4 separate regions of the Mus musculus genome follow, and all the other regions are linked to region 4. A link is a loop called in an ENCODE intact Hi-C map of the cell type or tissue named here. Cell type or tissue: heart. All regions are shown on one strand.

Region 1 (5,000 bases), 110 kb after region 4:
ATGACTGCCATGGCCCAGGCAAGGCATGGGCTCACCCAGCAAGACTGAAAGCCCCCAGGCTCTGCATTCCTGGCAGATCTGAGTCAGGTAGGCCTCAAGGCGGAAGCAGAGACTACAGGGCGGCCCTGCTGTAACAGCACTGTCCAGAGCCTGGGCAGTCCATATCCCAGGTGCCCAGTCCATCAAAGCACCTCCTCTTGGTCCACACTACTGGCCATGTCCCTGATGCGAAGGACCCAAGTGAGGCACTAAAGAGCTATGCCTGCACCCAGGAGCAGCCTTCCTGGCTCAATCTGGGTAATAGCCAGCAGCAGCAGGAGTAAAAGAGGGGTGGGCCAAGGGGGAGGGGGGTCCACTTGGCTGCTTCTGGAATGTGCTGACCCGGTGGTTTTGAAGACAGCAAGGGGACTAAGGCAGGTCCCTAGGCTTCAGGCAGCAGCTAACTCTGCAGCTTGGGGCCCAGCCAGGACAAAAGGTTTGGCCAAGGCTATGGACAACCTAACTTGTAGGGTAGGGGTGATAGTGGGGAGGCAGAGCCTGCTCAATCACCTCTTTCCTCCAGAAGCCACTAAACACAACTGGATCGTGGGGGAGGGGAGAAGGCAGAGGCAGCTCCTGGCTGAGCAGTGGAGGCCCAAGCCCAGGGGAGAAGACAGGATGGGGGGAGGGGGTAGTGGGAGAGGAAGAGGGGATTTCCGGGAGGAGGAGGGGCAGAAGCAGCCTCGAGGGGACTGAGAAGGAGGTGAAGGAGGGAACAAGGCCTGACAGACCCCTCCTGGCTCCTTCCCCGAGGCAGTAAGGGTGGGTCAGCTGGAGGAGGGGGCTGGCTCAGCTGGCCTCATCTGGAAACCAGAGGGCCAGGAAGGGAGCCGGGAAGACAATGGGCCCGTGTGTGTCTGTAGAGGAGTTAAGTGTGTACATTTCAGGGAGGAGGGCCAGAGGGAGGAGGGAGAAAAGAAGGGAGGAGGGGGGACCACAGCAGCTTGAGCAGGAGCATATGTGAGAGCAGGAGCCCGCGGCTGCTAGGAACAAAAAACAAAGGGCCTGCTGAGATTTCCGCCAGCCAGGGGCTTCGGAAGACAGTGGGGACGAAGCACTGAGGCACAAGTCCCACATTGCTTTCCCTGCCAGTTCCCCTCGCGGGACCGCGGCAGACTCAGCCTGCCTTGTGCTCTAGAGCACGACCTCCACGGGCGTTGGGGCTCCCCGATCTCCCCTCCAACATGCAGCCTTCAGTGCCAGGAGCCTCAAGACCGCCCAGGGGTGCCCAGAAATGTGAGCGATGCCTGAGGCCGCAAGGCAGGACCTGGATCCTCAGTGGGCACAGGGCATTCAGTACCAACCCGGGTGGCCGATGTACCAACCATCCATTGTACTCAAGACCCCAAGGGAGGGTTCCCCACTTAAGAGGCGGGGAGGGCTGCAGGTCACAGTCCAACCTCTACTGCTTGGCCACACGCAGCCCGGGCTGGATTCCCAGCTAAAGACTTGAATCGTGTGACCCTGGGCAAATCGCAGCCCTTATTTTTTTGAATCTCTGAAATGGGAGAACAATAGCGGCCGCTCTCTCAACGTCAGAGAGGAAAAGAAGAGGTTGGACAGGTGAAAACTCCAGCGGCTTGAGTGCCGCGCGGGAGAGAGAGGCTTTGTCCTTCCCTTCCCTAAAGGATTCAAAGTTCAAGACTGTGGCCGCTCGGGCTCTCAGGTAGGGGGGAAGGGCCGGCTACGGGTCAGGAAGGGCGGCTTTCCCTCCGCCAGAGCGTGGGGAGGCAGTTTTTCCTACCTGGAGCTGGGCAGGTAGGACCCGAGACCCTACGCTTGGGTGCGTAAGGTCCTCCCCAGGGCCCTGACGTCACTGCCGCCCCTTGACATCATGGTGGGCGCTCCTGAGGTCACCGGGCGGCCTCGCAGACAAAGGCGCGACGTGTCTCCGGCCCGAGCCCGTCCCCCGTGCACCGCCCTCATCCCCCTGCACTGCCGGCGGAGGCCCACCGCCCCGGGTCGCACCTGAGAAACTCCTGCAGGCAGGTGTCGCAGAAGCGGTGGCCACAAGTAGACACCTGCACAGGCTCGCGCATGGGCTTCCCGCACAGTGGGCACAGCAGCCGCCGCTTGGGCTTCTCCAGGAACTTGTAGTCGAAGCCGGGCATGGCGGGCTGGCAGCGGGCACGGGCGAGCGGGGCCGGGCACGCGGCGGCCCCACAGCCCGCGCCTCGCTCGGGCCGCGTTTCCCGGCTGCGGGCGGCGCCGACTGGCGGCCGAGACCGGCCCGGGTCCGCAACCCCGCCCGCCGGAAGAGGGGGCGGAGCCGCGTCCCCATGGTCCTAGAGCCCGCCCTCGTGCCCCGCCCACTCCACAACCCCTCACTCCGAATGCTGTCGCACTCCGAACTCTGCCCTGGCTTTGAAAGTTAAATTAGGCTTCTCTTTCCCGCTGGAACTCCGAGTGTGGCCGAGAGTCTTCCAGAAGCGGGTCCCCTTGCGTTACGATGGTGCCTATCAGGTCGCACCACAAAGACTTGACACTTTAGAGGCCACCTTAAGGTCTCCTGCGCCACGCGCCGCTCAGGGACCCGGGGCCCTAGCTTCTAGGTGCTAGGCAGCGAAGCCTGGCAACAGGATCCCAGTAAACCAGGCTAGAGCAAGGAAACTGGGCTGGGCGCTGGGCCAGCGGAACCTCGGCCCCAGCCCTCAGGCCTCTGGCTGCGCCCACATTCCTCCTGGCCGCTGCCCTGCAACCACAGTCGGGCCCAACCCAGTCTTGGGGTGTCTAGCGGCCACTTCCACCCACCCAGTAAGAGATCATAAGCCAAGCAGGCATTTGATATTTTTATTAGTGATACTTTGAAACCTTTGAGAAATTGGTCGGGTTACCTTTCTCCCCAGTCTAGGTCTGGTGAATAGCCTGGGGAAAGGGCAACCTTTCAGCAGTATCTCCTCAGCAAACAAAAAAATAGCTCCAGCACCCCCTCCCTAAGAGGTGTGTGTGGGGAGGGGTGCCTTCGCAGGGGTTGTGCAAACCCTTGCCTCAGGGTAAGATAGAAAAGGGGGCTCCCTCCAACCTATCAGCTGCAAGCTATGCAGAGATTAGGCTAGCCTAATGACCAGTCCAAACAAGCCCTGGCTTGCCCTATTCCAAAGCATGGCATGAGTCTCCAAGAGGACACCGTCAGGGACTTACTTTCTAACTGGGCTGAGGGTGGTTGGAGAAAGGTGCGTTTTTTTTTTTTAGCAAAGGTTTTGAAGGCCGTCCTTCTGTTGACCCCTGCCAGACTGGAGCCTTGCAGATATTTACTAAGATAAAGAGCTTTGGAGACAGGGACTTGGGGGAACAGAGTAGACTTCACTGGCCTTTCTACCCCATTGACGACACAATCCAGGACGCTGACAACAGTCATTCCTCGGGCACCTGCATTTTTCAGAATACTCAAAGGTGGTCTCTTGGATCATCCTGTCGCCTCAGGGGGGAACTGGTTCATCTGTGACTGCTGAAGAGTATCAAAGAGAAGCTACTACTGCCTTTCTGGAGGCAACGCCTACAGCAAGCATCAGCCCTCTTTGATTTCATTGGGCCCTGGAGCCAGAACCCTCCTGCCAGGCCAGAAAGGGAAGTTTTCCTATCAACTGGCTCCAGGAAGTATTAGGAGCAAGAATTCACACAAGGTGTGGAGAGCCATAGAAGCAGCCTTTTCTCCCTGAGGGGGGAAATGGCGTCCCCTCCCCATTTCCCACATTTTTCTGGGGGCAGAAGATTGCTCTGGGTGGGTAATTTGGGTTATAACTATGGAAGATAGAGTGGGGAGTAGAGGGGAGTTGGGTTCACCCTAGTGATGTGGGTGAGATAGGAGAAGAAAACTCACATCGAACAGCCAGCAGAGTGTTCCCATGGCAGCAGGACACTGAAGTCACCATGTAAGGATGAGTCTCATCCAGCTGCACTGGCCTAGGCAGCCCCGCATCCTCATCCCTCCTTCCCAGTCGGCCTCGGGTTCCTTTGCCCCAAGAATACACTTCCCCCTCTGCCAAAATTGGAAAGAGTGGGGCATTAACTAAGCAATCAGCTGAACACTGGACAGCAAGAACAACTCCACAAGGAAGGTGGTGAGTATAACCCACCATATTCCTGCCGTGGTCCACCTGCATCCGGTCCACCCGCATCTTGCCCACCCTCACCTGCCCCAACGGCCACAGTGAAGGCATCCCCGCAGGCCACCATCACCATCTTGATGCCCTCCAGGCCTTGGACCCGACAGGGTGCCCTGCTGACCCTGCGGGAACTGGTGCCCAGCTGTCCATGTTGATTGCTGCCAAAAGTATAGCAGTCCCCAGAAGCTGTGGAGACAGAAGACAAGCAAGGAAAGGACAGTGGTGCAGAAGTCTGGACAAAGCCCGGCGAATCCCCTGCAGGCCTCCCATGCCTAGGTCCTACACACCAGTGATAGCAGCTGAATGAGCAGTGCCAAGGTCCACACACAGCAGGGGCTCCTGGTCCAGAGGTGCAGAGCCCAGTGGTGTGAAGCTCAGGGCCTCCTCCACTTGCTGGTAGGGAACAGGCTCCTCGTCCAGGGATAGGTGGTCCAAGCCTAGCTTGTTGAACCTAAGGATGGAGCCAGAAGTTTGTATCAGCCGCCTGCCTTTCTCCCACCGCAGGGAGTCTCTGCAGGGATTGCTAGGATCTATAGCTCCAAGAGACAAATCCTAAGGCTCTGAACCTTAGAACGAGGAGGAAGGCAATAAGGACTGAGATACTTTGCATCCAAGGAGGGCGGGGAGGCAGCCCTAGCACCTTGATGCCCCAGTACCTGTTACTTCCACAGGCCAGGACCCTGCCTGGAGAGGTGAGGATCATGGAAGAGTCAATACCACAGACAACTCTCTGAGCTTCCTGTCCTGGGGCCACAGGCACCTGCTGAGGGCAGTTATGGGACTCCCTGGTGCCTAGTCCCAGTCTACCTAAAAGAACAAAAGAAAACAAAACAAAATGGGATTAGTTTGAGCTTC
Region 2 (5,000 bases), 91 kb after region 4:
GAGTTTCTCTGTGGAGACCAGGCTGGCCTTGAACTTAGGGAATCTCTTGCTTCTGCCTCCTAAGTGCTACATTTATTATTATTATTATTATTATTATTATTATTAATTATTATTATTTTACTATGCTGCAAAGCAACAGAAAAGAATTTCTTTTTTTGTGTGTGTGAAAAACTTAAGAGTCAATCTGTAATGCAATACCTCTATCTTATTCCAATGTCAATTAAACAAACAAACAAACTCCCACCAGCCACCATGAAAACAGGCCAACTAAGATGGTAAGAGAACCAAAACCACTTCATCTGTCCATCTCTGAAGAGCAGTGCCTCCTGGTGTCTCACATCCACCTCTTCTGTGTACTTATGTACAGCACATTGTTTCCACGGATGAACGCATCTCCGTACTTATTCTTCAGCTGTCCATTTACATACTCCTCTGTCTGTTCCAGGGCTATATTCATGTAGCCATCCAGGCAGGCCAAGACCCCTCGATAATCCACGCCAGAATTTAATTTCACCACAACTGGCCGTCCGATGATCTGCTTTAAGAAGTCGCTAGGGGGTTGCTTCCGCAGGCTCATGTTTAACAACCCTTGCAGCCAGTTCCAGAATGCTCACAGGCTGGGCCTCCGCGGACGCGCGTGCCCAAAAAGAATTTCAGGAATAGTTAGTATGAGGCAGTGTTAGAGGTTAATAAGGTAGGTTTTACGAACTAAGAGGATAGCTCATTTGCCACCAGGAAGACCTGGATTTGGCTCCCCAGTACCCAAGGAAAGCCAAGCTCCGCTGTGCTTACAAAAATCTGGGAGGCTTACTAGCTGGCTAGTCTTTTGGAGTTAACGAGCTACAAACTCTGTCTCAATTATGGTAGTAAGGATTGGATCTGTAGGGGAAGGCATGAATTTGATCAAAATAGTTATACAAAATTCTCAAAGTACTGATTTTTTTTTTTTTTTAAGAATGAGGGAGAATGAAATAGAGGAGTGATTGTTGAAGGTAGCTGGTGTCATTTGGCCTCCACAGGTAAACACACGGGAAACACACAGACACACACAAACACACGCACTCTCGAAGATGCACATGTACATACATGCATGCATGCACACACACAGGTTTCAGTTGATCCATTCATTTAGTGTCATAGCCAAGTGGCAATGGAACATGCCTTTATTCCAAGCACTCAAGGATAGGTGGATCTCTGTTTGAGGCCAACCTGGTCTATAGATTGAGTTTGGGCTACACAGAGAAACCCTGTCTCAGAAGAAAAAACGAAAAATAGAGTGTCACGTATCCCAGGCTAGCCTTTAGCTCTCTTTGAGGTTGAGGGTGACCTTAAATTTCTGATTCTTCTTGCTCCTATCTTCCAAGTTCTGGGATCATAGGTATACAAGATCATGCCCGGTTAATGCATTTTGGGGGATCCAAACCAGAACCTTACTAACCAAGTGTAGCCCTAGACCCATGAAGGCTTTAAATTAGATATAAATATGAACGTTAAGAGACCAGGAGAGAGACATACATGAGCCAGAAACACAGTGAGTGTGGGCTTGGTGGGAGCTGAGCACAGTGGCTTGCACCTGGGATTCTAACACTGACATGGCTGAGTCAGGAGGGTCTCTGCCATTTCAGGGACAGCCCTGTTGTCTGATGAAGTCTGGATTCCAAAAGCATAACGGGAGTGGGGCACTGCTGACCTGGCTGAGTAGGTAAGGTGCCTGCTATGCAAGCTTAGCTACCTGGGTTCAACTCCCAGACCCCACATAGAGGTGGCAGGAGAGAACCAGTTGCACAGAATTGTGCTCTGACATCCCTCCATATCATTCACATACAGTTATACACACAAGAGAAACAAGAATCAGTAATTAAAACAAGAGGGAGAAAAGTCTGTGTTAGTTGTTGGTATTTTTGTTTGCTTGCTTGCTTGCTTGCTTTTTTTTTGGTTTTTCGAGACAGGGTTTCTCTGTGTAGCTGTGTCTGTGTCTGTCCTGAAACTCATGCTGTAGACCAGGCTGGCCTCGAACTCAGAAATCCGCCTGCCTCTGCCTCTCAAGTGCTGGGATTAAAGGCCTGCACCACCACCTGTATTTAGTCCTGGAACTTTCTACAGAGCATGCCGGCCCAGAACTCCGCCTGCTCTGTAAGTTTTGATGAGGTAGAATAGAATGGTAGAAAATGTGCCTAGAAATGGGAAGGAAGGAAAGAGGCTGTCTACCCAGGAACCTGTTCTATCTGTCCTGACTCCACCAGTGAGGCAACATACATTTCCCTAGACACAGGTTTCACTCTCCCAGATGTAAAAAGTACTCAAAAATCTACCTTACATCTTCATTTACAAAATGAAATTCTTAAAAAACAAAACAAAACAAAAACCCCAACTTATGTATCTTAGTGGAGCTAGGGAGAAAGATCAGCAGTGAAGAGCAGTGGCTGCTCTGCCAGAGGACCTGGATTCAATTTCCAACACACTGGTGCCTCACAGTAGTCCATCCTCCAGTTCCAGGGAGTTCAGCGCCCTCTTCTGGCCTCCAGAGGCACTTACAGACATGGTAGCATAAAACATATTTTAATTTTTTTTAATGTATAAGACCAGTCCCTATGTAGTACTGGCTGGCAACTTTCTCTGTAGACCAGGCTGGCCTTGAACTTGAAGTGATCCACCTGCCTCTGCACCCTGAATGATAGGATTAAAAGCATGTACCACTACTGGCCAAAATGATATTAAAAGAATTTTTTACATTTAGACCTAAAACAAAAATTTTCAGTCTTTAAACCTTGTAATGAATTATACACTCTAAATAATGTGACTTAGGATGGTGTCTATGCCCGTTGTAAATATGCTTTGAGGGCTGGAGAGATGGCTCAGCAGTTAAGAACACCGACTGCTCTTCCAAAGGTCCTGAGTTCAAATCCCAGCAACCACATGGTGGCTCACAACCGTCTGTAATGAGATCTGATGCCCTCTTCTGGAATGTCTGAAGACAGCTACAGTATACTTACATATAATAAATAAATAAATAAATCTTTCTTTTTTTTTTTTAATAGATTTTTTTTTCAGGATACTCACTTTTCCTGAAATTCTCTTCCATGATGAAACCAGGAATCCTGGGTTTGCCTCAGTAAAGGTCTGTCTGAAGACAGGGACTTCTGCAGGCCACTGTTAGTGATGTCACAAGGCCCTGCCTCTTTCCCTGCTGCTGCTGACATTAACCAGAGCCAAAGAAATCATTTGGGTGGCTTTTAAAGTTGTGTCTTTTAGAGAGTTTTCTGGTAACAATTTCTTCTAAATGAGCTGGTTGATGTCAAGGTAAATTGGACAGTGTTTTAGGCTGATGAGATGGAAGCGTAGCCGGAGCCGGGTACATCCCCAGCTCTGGTCTGCTTTTTGAGCATGGGACCACATACTTGTTTCTCCTAGACTTGAACTTTGTCTTTTCCTGCTTCAGAGAACAGCAGTTTCCCCCCCAGTTCTTCTACCATGCTCCCCTGGGTCTGCTTCTGCTCCATTGATGCCCGGTGACATGGCTCTGAATGGAGGCTCCATTGGGCCAAGGCCAACCAGAGCTACCAGCTGGGCACTAACAGACTAGCCCTTGGTCTTTCCTGGCTTCTTTCTGCCAAGGGAGGAAGCAGGGAGGGAGTCAGCCAGCTGAGCCCAGGCTCTGTGCCAAGCCATTTTTCCTCTGCTTTGGGCAGTGCGTATACTTACTCATTCAGCAAGTGTTTATTAAGTTCTTTTTGTGTGTGCTCAGGGTAGACCCCCTTCTCTGAGAGAAGAAAACAGCAGAGCTCCCTTGTAGGAGGGAGCCTGGCATCCTTAAAGAGGTCTTGTTATGGAAAATGTTCCCTTTGGATTGGAAACCCAGCATCCGCTGGAGTCCCCTGATGGGAGGCACCCGGAGATGAGAACAAGGAGACTGTTAACATTAATGAAGCACACTGAGTGGGTATTCCTGCAGTCTCCAAAGGAAGGCAAATCTTTCCTTCTCCTTTTTGGAAAGTGACAGTTGCCATGGATGAAATACAGATGGTGTTTGCCACCCAGGACTTAGAGATGGCCTGTGTCGTCTTCTCAGTCCCTCCCTGCTGTCCTCCACATAGGCAAATAAATAAAGCCTTTTGATCTTCAGCCAGTCAGGCCCCCAGTAAACTGTAAACAGACGTGAACTTGTGAGTGGGAGAGTTGGCAGCTTCCTCCTTCTCTCCTGAGAAAGCATCTTATTCCCTGTGCCAGATGGGCCTGTACACCCATGGCCGAAGCACCCCAGCTGCCTCGCTAGCCACTGCAGACTGAATGTCTGCCTAGGGACTAAGAGTGTCCCCTTAACCAGTGTCAGGAATGACTGAGGAGGGCACTGGCAGGCGGCTCTGCTTAAAGCTTTAACCCTGCACCGTCCGGGCAGGTGGGAACTTGGAGCCTCATGCTGTACTCTTGGTGATGTCCATGAGAACCGGCTACACTCTAGATTTCCAAGCTAGAGACTTGGAAAGTTGTTTTTCCACCCTGATCCATAGAGACCTCTGAAACAGGCTCCCAGTGGTCCTGCCCCCTGCAGTAGTAGTGAGGGTTACTCCCAGGCCTGGCCTAGTGTGCGTCCCCAGTGAGTGTCAGCTGTGCTTGTGGTTGTGGGGACTGTGGTTTTATCTAGAGTGAATGCTGTAGATGACAGCCCCCTGCCCCATCTCTTCAGTAGGGCGTCTAGGAAGGCTGGTTGGCTTGGCATCCTGTCGTCATGGCTTCAGTAGGGCGTCTAGGAAGGCTGGTTGGCTTGGCACTGATGAGCCCTTCCTCTCTGCTCTCCTTCCCTCTCTTTCTCTCTCTCTCTCTTTCTCTCTCTCTAGGGGACACTACACAGAAAATGAGAACTGCTCACTATCCCACCCCAGCCGAATTGGACGCGTATGCTAAGAAGGTCGCAAACAACCCACTGACTATAAAAATCTTCCCCAACAGTGTGAAGGTTCCCCAGCGGAAACACGTTCGTCGTACTGTGAACGGCCTCGACA
Region 3 (5,000 bases), 120 kb after region 4:
AGCCAGGGCTATACAGAGAAACCCTGTCTCGAAAAACCAAAAAAAAAAAAAAAAAAAAAAAAAAAAAAAACTGCTTTTCTTTTCTTTTTTAAAGATTTGTTATATCTAAGTACATTGTAGCTATTTTTAGACACACCAGAAGAGGGCGTCAGATCTCATTATACAGATGGTTGTGAGCCACCATGTGGTTGCTGAGATTTGAACTCAGGACCTTTTGGAGAGCAGTCTGTGCTCTTAACCATCTCTTCAGCTCTTGCTTGTCTTTTCTTTTGGAGACAATCTCTATGTAGTCCAGGTTGGCCTCGAATTCACAGCAATGCTCCTACATCTGCTCCCAAGTACTGAAATGACAAGCGTGTACCACCCCACCTGGTGCACGGTCTCTTACTGTTGATAACTGCTCAAACTTCATTAACTGTTTTAACAATATCTTGTTTGTTTGGATCAACTACCTATGGGCTATGTTCGTAAAGGGGAAGTACCTCGCCTGTTTTGGTCATAACTGTAAACTCCGGGCAGTCTGACCTGTGCAGTTTACGCTTATTATCAGTTGAAGCAAAGAATAACCAATCTACAGGGAAAAACTATCTTCCAAGGGCACAGGCTGGTCTGGAGGGCGTGGTTTGGCTGTGGGCGGGGCCTCCCGCCTAAACCTAAGGACCGGATGCCTGGGCGGGGCATCCCATAGTGGTGCTCTGGCTTCGGGGCGGAGCCAACAGGGCCACGATTTCTTGGTCAGAATTAGGGCCCTAATTTCTCCCTTAGCATTTCCTCCCCAGCGCCCTGGCTCACCCGAAGGCACCTCTTCCCACCACTCGGATCCGCTCGTACTTCTCCATCTCATTTCTCAGTTACGCTTCTGGAATCCCGGTGCGGCGCGTGCGCGGACCCTCCCATCTGGGAGCTCCTCCTCCTTGCTGTAAAACTTTTGCAGGGCGGAGCCGGCGAAACGGGGGCGTCTGTCGAGTCCGGCGTCTTTCTCTGACTTTGAACTCAACCTAGAGGCTAAGTCGTGTTTCCCCAACGAGGGATCAGAGAATAGTCGTTCTGGGTTTCTTGACGAGTCCCTCAGTGCTCAGAACCGTACCAGCCACATCGCACACGCGTGACTTGGGCATAGGTAGTTAGACTGGAGCGATAAGGCGCCCACTTATGTTGCCCGGCAAAAAAACAAGATTGTTCTTTCAGAGGTCTAATGCGAGTGGAATGCGAAGATCGATACAGTCCCCACTGTCCGGGACGAGTTGGCACTACCTCAGAAAGATAAAGGGATTCTCATGATTGGCACGTAAAGTATAAACCACCAAAACCGAGCCGGTCTGTGTGGGGAGAGGAGCGGCGTTATTTGGTGTTTGCCGAGGGAGGGACCGGGAAAACCCCAGTTGGACAAACTGATTCACCTGAAGAGTACATGACGTGGTCTCTTGGTTGTAACAACTACTGAGCACAGTGCTCTCGGTTTCTCAGAATCCGCACAAAACGCTGCCGTAGGGGGACTCGGAGCTTTACTCAAAACTTATAGCGTCGCGGTAGGGGGAAACCCAGAGAAGGTTCTATGCTTCTGTCCAGAAATAGTGGGCTGGTTGGTATCGCTGCTAGGGTTTCGACCAGGATGAATGAAATCCTGACTTCTTCATGACGCCTGCAGCTCTAAGGGAGTTATAAAATGTCAGTATTCAGGAGGTGGTCCTTAGCTAACAACGTTCCTATTTCTCAGTGGGCGAGAGAAGGGTTGTTTATTTTTTGTCCCTGCCCCGCCCCAAACTAGCCTACGTGGAGGGAACCTGTGGTCACTGGCTCAGGCCGGAGTTGGCTGGGGAAGCAAAGAGGGAGTGCTGGGGTAAAACGCTCACACAAAACATTACATCGTGCTATCACTTAGTAACCGAATGGGCCTTGAGTGACCCTGGGGACCTCTGGGAGTTAATGTGTAACCCTGGAACCATCAGGGAAGGCAGCAAATACCCAAAAGGCATAGGTGCCTGGGAGTCTGAGCTTGGGCTTTTGCCCCTCAACATCTTGAAACACCGTTCTCCTAGTCCCCACTTTTTGCCCTCGTTGTCCACTTCCACCTCCCAAAGGCACACTCCCTTCATTCAGCACCGCCTCTGGGTTGCTCCTTTTCTCCTGGTCTGCCGATCCCGCTCCGCAGAGCAACTGCCTTACTCTCTGGAGTGGAGGCGGGCTTGGATCCCGCATCACAGTGAGGACAGACTGACACCTAGTGGCCAGAAGCCGCATCTACTCCAGGCCGCTGCCCTGGAGAGAGGGTCACCCCAGCTGTCTGGGCAAATCGGCAGCCTTCCCCGCCCCAGCCTCCAAGGAGCCAGAAGAGGGTTGGGACTGTCTGAGGGAGGACTGTGACAACCGCTGTGTTCCAGGAGCCCAAGAACGATGGGGAGAAGTGTGGTGATGGTGGGTGACTCAACAGTTCCTAAGCACCACTCGTGCGGGGCGCGGGAGAAGCAGGTAAACACGTCGATCCCGGTCCAAGAGAGGAATCGAGTCTGGGCGGAGCCGTGGTCTGAGGCGGCGCTCCTGAGCCCCCGGGTTTAGCGTTCAGCAGCCCGGTCTGTGCGACGGTCCCGCCCAGCTCTGCCCTGAAAGAGTTGAGAGAGGAGCGTTCTCGCAGAACCTGCCCAGGGTGTAGGAGCTGGTGGCGGCAGAGAAAGTCGGGAAGTGGGCTAGTGGGGCCGTACGCACGAGGGCGGCCGAGGACGCCTTCGGATGTCGGGAGGCGCCAGACAGGGTGCCTCGGCAACGATGGCGAGGACAGCCCCTTCGCGCTCGAAGTCGGCCGATTCCGGGCGGGGCCCTGGGGGACACCGGCCTCGCGCCCTCCTCGCGGCAGAGGCGCCCGAGGGGCGGGGGCAGGCGGCGGGGCGGGGCGGGGGCGAGGGCGGCAGGGGCGGGCAGAGGCCTCACTGGGAACGCGGGGAGGAGCGAAGGGGCCTTGAGGGCTCCGCGAAACTGTGGGGCTGGCGGCCCGCGGCAGAAACGATCGTGGCGCGCTGGCCAGAGAAGGAACGGTGTTCCCAGAACTGTCGGAGGAGACGGCTTAAGGGGCGGACAGACAGACGGCAGGAAGGGTCAGCATGCCCCTACTGTTCCACCCCGCCTGGCCGCTGCTCCTGGGCGCCACGCTGACCTTCCGGGCACTCCGGCGCGTGCTCTGTCGCCTGCCCCAGCCTGCACACGTGCAAACCGACCCCCTGCGCACCTGGCGTTGGCACAACCTACTCGTCTCTTTCACCCACTCCATTGTATCAGGGATCTGGGCACTGCTGTGGTGAGTGAACAACCCGGGGTAAATGAGATGGCCGTGGGATCTTTCGCGGGGTGCTCGGACTGGGCTCCCTCTTGCTATTCCCATCACGGGTGAACAGACGCCAAGGATCTCACCTGATTCCGTTTGGAAAACTACCCAACCAAGAACGGCTGTGGGAAACCCAAGGTACCTGGGCTTTGGCCAAGTCCCTCCTTACTCTTCAACCAGCCAATAGTAGGCGCACAGAGCACCCTGGGACTGGCAAGACTGTTGGGGGAGGCGAGGGTCCTCCGGGAGGCTACAACCGCGAGAACATCCCTTTTCTCTATTCCAGCTTATGGCAAACCCCTGAAATGCTGGTGGAGATTGAAACAGCGTGGTCAGCTTCTGGCTATTTGCTTGTTTGCTTCTCTGCAGGTAGGTTATGCCCAAGAAGGTTAAGATTAGATTGGAAGATAATTTCAAAGTGTTCAGTCTTTTCCTCTTTCCCTACCTCTCCACTAGGATACTTTATCCACGACACAGTGGACATTGTGGTTAGCAAGCAAACTCGAGCTTCTTGGGAATACCTTGTTCATCATGTCATGGTAAGGGAGAACCCGGTGAAATGACACAGGCAAAATCTTCACAACCCCTGGAGCCAGGGAGGGAGGCCATCTTAACCCAGCAGCGTCTGACTTCTAAGTTGCCTAAGACTCTCTCAATGTTTAAACACCTTCTGGGGACAGCAGAGTGCCTAGGCCTATCTACTATCTAGGTAAACAGACCAGGATGTCATACAGAGTTAGACCCTCGTGGACAAAGTCTAACGCTAGTGAATAAAGAAACCTTAGCAGTAAAGTTGGTGTTCCTCAGCTTCCGACTGATATGACCTGTTTTCATGGGCCCTTGTTCTGTCACTTGTCCCCTAGGCTATGGGCGCCTTCTTCTCTGGTATCTTTTGGAAAAGATTTGTTGGTGGTGGCGTCTTAACACTACTGGTAGAGGTCAGCAACATCTTCCTCACCTTAAGGATGATGATGAAGATAAACAATGCTCAGGATCTCCTCCTCTACAAGGTCAACAAGTATATCAACTTGGTCATGTACTTCCTCTTCCGATTGGCCCCTCAGGCCTACCTCACCAAGTTCTTCCTACAGTATGCTGGCCAGAGGACCCTGGGCACATTCTTGTTGGCCATCCTGCTCATGCTGGACTTGATGATAATCATCTACTTTTCTCGCCTCCTCCGCTCTGATTTCTGCCCTGAACGTGCACCCAGGCGCCAACAAAAAGACAAATTCTTGACTGAGTGAGAAAGTAGAACCCAGGACTTGTAAAAGGGATGGCAAGCACAGCCAATTGCTCTGTAACATAAACTAGTACTCTGCCCCAAGCTTGGGTGTATTCTGGGGCCAGCCTTTCCACCTTAAGCTTACACCCACACTATTGAAAACACTAATGAAAGCTCTCTGAAGTCCTGTTCTTGGGCAAGGGTTGAGGGAAGCAGACCAACCGGTTGGGCATGGCTAAATGGGTGAGGACAAGACACTGTCCAAAAGCCTGCCAACCCATACTGCCCTGAAATGGATGCTGACAATTCTAAAATAACCCCTCTGCTCTTCCAAACCCTGGTATTGGTTTCACACCAGCCTGTAGCAGGGAAGGAATTCTTGTAAAGCTTGTCCTTTGAGCCTGTGATGGAGCAGTGTCCCAGGAGAACCAACACCTGTCTATAATAAATGACCCTGGT
Region 4 (5,000 bases):
TTAATCCTCACTATACCCTTGCTATCCCCAGGAAGCTGAATGCAAGAAGGAGATGCTAGATGTGAAGTTCATGGCAGACACCAAGATCGCTGACTCTAAGAGAGCCTTTGAGCTTCAAAAGTCAGCCTTCAGCGAGGAAGTCAACATCAAGGTGAGAAGCCAGAGGTCCCCGGGCACAGGACTCGGGGTGTGCTGACTGCCCTCTCACATGCCAATCCTCCTGCTCCAGACAGCTGAGGCCCAGTTGGCCTATGAGCTGCAAGGGGCCCGCGAGCAACAGAAGATCCGGCAGGAAGAGATTGAGATTGAGGTCGTACAGCGCAAGAAGCAGATCGCCGTGGAGGCGCAGGAGATCCTCCGCACCGACAAGGAGCTCATCGCCACCGTGCGCCGCCCTGCAGAGGCTGAGGCCCACCGCATCCAGCAGATCGCTGAGGGCGAAAAGTGAGAGCCTGGGCCCAGGAGGCAGGCTGACCAGACCTCTGTCAGGAGAGCTCTCCACTGCCCCACTACAGCTTGGAAGCTATGCAATCCCTTTGTCCAAGTCTGATCCTTTCTACAAAGCAGATAAGCCCCCAGGCATGTTGTCTGGGAGGTTCAATAAGTTAAGAGTCCAGGGTTCCTTGGGATAGTGCTTAGCACAGGGGGCCTTGTGGTTAGACCCCTCCCACTTGGAGTTGGGAGCTAGTAGCTTGTGTTCCACAAGAGCTAGCAGGACAGAGCATCACCTTCAAATGGCTCCCATCCCTAACGGCCATCAGAACGGAGTTGGAGGGTATGCTGGGCGCTGGGCCCCAGCATCTCTTAACTGAACTGCGTGTCCTGGGCTCCCTCAGGGTGAAACAAGTCCTCTTGGCACAAGCAGAAGCTGAGAAGATTCGCAAAATTGGAGAGGCAGAGGCAGCAGTCATTGAGGCAATGGGCAAGGCCGAGGCTGAGCGGATGAAGCTTAAGGCTGAGGCCTACCAGAAGTATGGGGATGCAGCCAAGATGGCCTTGGTGCTGGAGGCCCTGCCCCAGGTGAGGTTCCTTCCCATCCAAGCTTGCACTCAGAGTTAGAATCTCCTTGCTTGACCAATGGCAAGTGCCAGGATCATCAGGAGGGTGTGAGGAAAACCCTCAGCAGGTAGGCAGGATCCCTCCTGCAGACCCAGGCTGTCTGCAGCCATCCCTTGCTGCCCGCATTGCTTTGGGTGTGTGGAACATGGAGTGGAGAAGTGGGATGGACAGGCAAGCAGAGTCTCACTAAACCCTCCAAACACCCCATCTCCTAGATTGCTGCCAAGATCTCCGCGCCCCTGACTAAAGTCGATGAGATTGTGGTTCTCAGTGGGGACAACAGCAAGGTGACATCAGAAGTAAACCGGCTGCTAGCAGAACTGCCAGCCTCTGTGCACGCCCTCACCGGTGTGGACCTTTCAAAGGTATGCACCTTCCTAGCGGTGCTGGGAATCCCTAGACAGCCCAGACTGGAGAGGCTGGTGGCTTCAGGGAAGTAGCCCTCACCATCTGTCATCCTTGCAGATACCCCTGATCAAGAACGCCACTGGTGCACAGGTGTGAGGCTCCTGCACACTCAGCCTCCAGCAGCTGCCTGCCCTTCCAGCGCCTGTTTTAACGTCACAGGGACAGCGAGAACATTTCTGACTCTGGTGCCTTATTTTGTAGGGACCAGAAGTGCTGCGTGTTCAGGCCATCTCTGGCTATCTTCCTTTCTCTCCTGTCTGCCTTCCTCTCTCCCATGCCCTCACATTAATGGCCACCTTCATCCAGCCTGTCTCCTCATCTGCCATATGTGCCTCTTCCTCTGGCTATCTGTTTCTCTCCCCTTTCTCCCCAACTTCACACACATCATCTACTTTAACTGAAGTTGAAGTTGTGTATGATAATCACTGTCTGTCTGTGAGGAGTGGCCTCGCTGCTCCTCAGAATCCTGGTGCCTTCAAGTTCTACATGTATCTGTCTGTCCTCCCTGGCCCTGGCAGAGCCCAGCATGGGTACAAGGGTCCTAGGTAGGACACCCACTCTCCTCTCTCCTGGTCTGAATCTCCGAGTGCTGAACGCTGTTGCGGGAAGCCCACAACCCACACGCTCTTGCCCTTTGAGGCCTGAGTGGCCATGGCCTATTGGCCCTAGAGTAATGCCCTTGACATGCCGAGGCCCAGGCCTGCTGTCATACCTGCCCCTGTCCCCTGCACCATCACGGAGGCACAGAAGCAAGGCCTCCTGTCTATAGCAGCTTCCTCAGCTTACTACTGCCTTAGGAGGCCCTGCTTGTGCTCAGGGACATCCCTTCCCTTGGCTTGTCCTTGATTGGTGGGTGGGTCTTAGTCTGATCCCATTAAGTGTTTCTGGGGTCAATGTCTAGCTCTGTTGGGGACAAGTAAGGTTTATAGGCCTTCTTCCTGCTAGTGCATGGAGCTCTCCCAGGAGGCCAGGGCTGTGCCAACCCTAAGAGAATCAAGTGCTGTAGACTGGCCAAACCTCATTCCCTCAATGCCATTTTCTTGGCCAGAATAATGGGGACATGGGAAGCAGCTAAATATTCTATACCTTTGCACCACTGGTGGCTGAAGAGGCCAATGCCCTGGTGTCCTAGTAGGGGTACAAGGGTGTCCCGTGGGCCCCGTCCCCACCCCTGGCCCTGCCCAGCCTGTGTAGCTGTTCTGCATGTGAATGCTGCATGTCTGGTCCGGGATTTGGATGTTGCACTACCCCACTGCCTGTCCCCCTCTGGTGAAAATAAAGATCTCTTATACCCACACCTTTCATCGTATATTCTGTGAGGAGAGAAAGTAAGGACCAAGAACCAGCCACATTAATCACTTTGGCATCCGGGTTGCTCTTTCCTTCCTTAGCCACTGGGAGGCATCAGCACACTGGCCTTGCCCTCAGTAGAGACTGACCTTGGCACTGAGGCAAGGGGGCGGAGGATGCAGAGTGGGTAACAGGTCCTCTGCCAGTCCTGAGTCTGCTCAGCAGTACAGCCCGATTCTCGGGCTTAAGAGCATGAACTCTGATAGGGATGCCTGTATTCTAAGTTAAATTTTAGTTTTGTTGTTGGTAAACAACTTAATCTTGAAGACCTCAGTAATGTATGAGGGGTTTGCTTTGAGACAGGGTCTCATGCAGCCCATGCTGGTCTCAAGTTTGCTATGTTATATATCTGGCCTTGAACTCCATTTTCCTCCTGCTTTCCTAATGCTGGGATTACAGACATACACCACCACATCCGGCAAGATTTCTTAATGGAAAAACAAGAGCAGGGCTAGGGAGATGATTGCGTGGGTAAGAGTAGTTGCTGCGCAAGCATGGGGACCTGAGTTCTCATCCCCAGCACCCACATAAAGACATAGTGTATCCACACACACCTGGAACCAGTGTAGACTAGGGCAGAGATAGGATTGCTGGAGATTGCGGACAGTCAGCCTAGCCAAAAAGAACTCTCGATAGAATAAGGCAGAGTAATAAAGGGTGCGTGCACCTGCACACACATCATGCATACACACACAGAGACATATCACAAACGTGCACATGGGGCTGAGGAGGTGGTTTGTGGTCAAAGTGCTTTCATAAAATCCTGACTGTCAGAGTTCCAATTCCAGGACCCTGCAGAAAGGTGAAGGAAGAGAACTGACTCCATTGTTCTGTCTGTCCACAGATACAACTGCATATGGGTCTGAGTTTAAAGCTGGCCTGGTTTACATAGCAAGTTCAGGCCAGCCAAGGCTATGCAATGAGATCCTGCCTAAAATACTAAAATGGGCTTGACAGCACAGATCTCCAATAGCACTCGAGAAGTAGAGGCAGGAGGATTGGGGGTTAAAGGTCATCACCAGCTACACAGCCAGCCTGAACTATGTGAAAACCAGTCTAAAAAGAGAGACAGTTGAGCCTGTGATCTCAGGACTCAAGGTAGAGCCAAGAAGACTTTTTTACAAGTTCAAAGCCAGACTCGGCTACAGAGTTAGACCCTGTCTAAAAACAAGAATGAAATAAATTGACATATTAGACCACCAAAGTAACTACAGTCGTCAAAAGAAACCCACAGGATGTGGGGTAGGAGGAATGGCTCAGTGGTTAAGAGCATTTGTTATTGCATGGAACTGGGTTAAATTTACCTACATGATGGCTTAAAAATAACTATAACACTAATACTAGAGAATCAGATGTCTTCCAACCTCCATGGGCGCCAGGCATGCATGTGCTACACAGACATTCATGTAAGCAAAACACTCATACATCTAAAAAAATTGTAAAAATGAGACAAATACACCCTAAAATTATTTTACCTGTACCTCACAGCCTGCATCCTATCGGCACTAGTGCAGGGGAACATATCTGAAATCAGAAGCCTGAAGAGACACAAGCAAGAGGACCAGTGCTAGTCAAAGGCCAGCCTGGGGTACAGAATGAGACCCTGTTAGAAAAAGGGGACTGGAGATGTAGTTCAGTTAATGAGGTGCTTGCCTGCCATGCACAGTGCCCTGGGCATTCATAAACCTCTAGCAGTTCACAAGCCTTTAGTAATGGTGCAGGCCTGTAATCCCAGCCACTTGGGAGGTAGACGCAGAAAGATCAGTAGCTCTGGGTAATTCTCGGCTCCATAGTTAAGTCCAGTCTGGAATAAATGAAAGGCCTGTCTCAAAATGAAAGCAAGGGAGGGGGAAGGGCTGAAGTTCAGTGACAGAGTGACTGCCTAGCATGCCAAGGCACTAGATTAAATTCCCAACCATTCTAACCCAGAAAAGGCGGGGGGCAGGGGGGGGGAGTGATCACTTACAAATTAGAAATAATAGCATGTTTTGGCTTTTTAAAAAACAAAACAAAACTAAACAGTTTTATATAACTCCTAAAACAAACAACAATCCTCCTTACCATCCAGGAAACTCTTTTTTTTTTTTTTTAATTATAAAGAAGGTAAATGATAACTCAGTAGACAAATGCACATAATAAATGTTTTTTCACTTAATAAATATATATCCTACATATAAAAAATA

Evidence for each region. Hi-C counts contacts between places; a loop is a spot of excess contacts. Peaks named below come from ENCODE experiments on the same cell type or tissue, not always from the same donor. Only the 100,000 strongest peaks of a DNase experiment are listed, where the experiment ranks them.
Region 1: a loop joins it to region 4, with 2.8 times the contacts of the local background. A loop is called at or near these places in 21 of 42 quality-filtered maps.
Region 2: a loop joins it to region 4, with 2.9 times the contacts of the local background. A loop is called at or near these places in 18 of 42 quality-filtered maps.
Region 3: a loop joins it to region 4, with 7 times the contacts of the local background. A loop is called at or near these places in 19 of 42 quality-filtered maps.

The regions. Positions count from the first base shown.
Region 1 is chr11:78,163,291-78,168,290 of GRCm38, forward strand. It overlaps Traf4 (TNF receptor associated factor 4), which reads right to left and starts at 2,260. Exons shown (of 7, transcript NM_009423.4): 1 at 2,008-2,260. The coding sequence starts at 2,150. It overlaps Nek8 (NIMA (never in mitosis gene a)-related expressed kinase 8), which reads right to left. Exons shown (of 15, transcript NM_080849.3): 11 at 4,802-4,952; 12 at 4,433-4,596; 13 at 4,173-4,331; 14 at 3,860-4,018; 15 at 2,816-3,487. The coding sequence ends at 3,459. In heart, a CTCF peak has its summit at 2,269; DNase peaks (open chromatin) are centred at 631, 1,321 and 2,311; H3K4me3 peaks cover 3,509 bases; H3K27ac peaks cover 3,105 bases.
Region 2 is chr11:78,148,862-78,153,861 of GRCm38, forward strand. It overlaps Fam222b (family with sequence similarity 222, member B), which reads left to right. Exons shown (of 3, transcript NM_145430.3): 3 at 4,836-5,000. It also overlaps the pseudogene Gm12571. Among named protein-coding and RNA genes, the nearest start is that of Traf4, 14 kb to the right of the region's middle. In heart, a CTCF peak has its summit at 2,508 (motif pointing left); DNase peaks (open chromatin) are centred at 3,630 and 4,170.
Region 3 is chr11:78,175,768-78,180,767 of GRCm38, forward strand. It overlaps Nek8 (NIMA (never in mitosis gene a)-related expressed kinase 8), which reads right to left and starts at 899. Exons shown (of 15, transcript NM_080849.3): 1 at 793-899. The coding sequence starts at 839. It overlaps Tlcd1 (TLC domain containing 1), which reads left to right and starts at 2,891. Exons shown (of 4, transcript NM_026708.2): 1 at 2,891-3,289; 2 at 3,603-3,685; 3 at 3,773-3,855; 4 at 4,180-5,000. The coding sequence starts at 3,096. The coding sequence ends at 4,563. It overlaps Mir7653 (microRNA 7653), which reads left to right and starts at 3,060; the gene lies at 3,060-3,120. In heart, a CTCF peak has its summit at 169 (motif pointing right); DNase peaks (open chromatin) are centred at 674, 2,234, 2,844, 3,304 and 2 weaker places; H3K4me3 peaks cover 4,579 bases; H3K27ac peaks cover 3,792 bases.
Region 4 is chr11:78,057,671-78,062,670 of GRCm38, forward strand. Flot2 (flotillin 2) reads left to right here. Exons shown (of 11, transcript NM_001040403.2): 7 at 32-151; 8 at 230-444; 9 at 837-1,020; 10 at 1,275-1,424; 11 at 1,525-2,764. The coding sequence ends at 1,563. Among named protein-coding and RNA genes, the nearest start is that of Mir144, 13 kb to the right of the region's middle. In heart, a CTCF peak has its summit at 2,861; a DNase peak (open chromatin) is centred at 2,911; H3K27ac peaks cover 758 bases.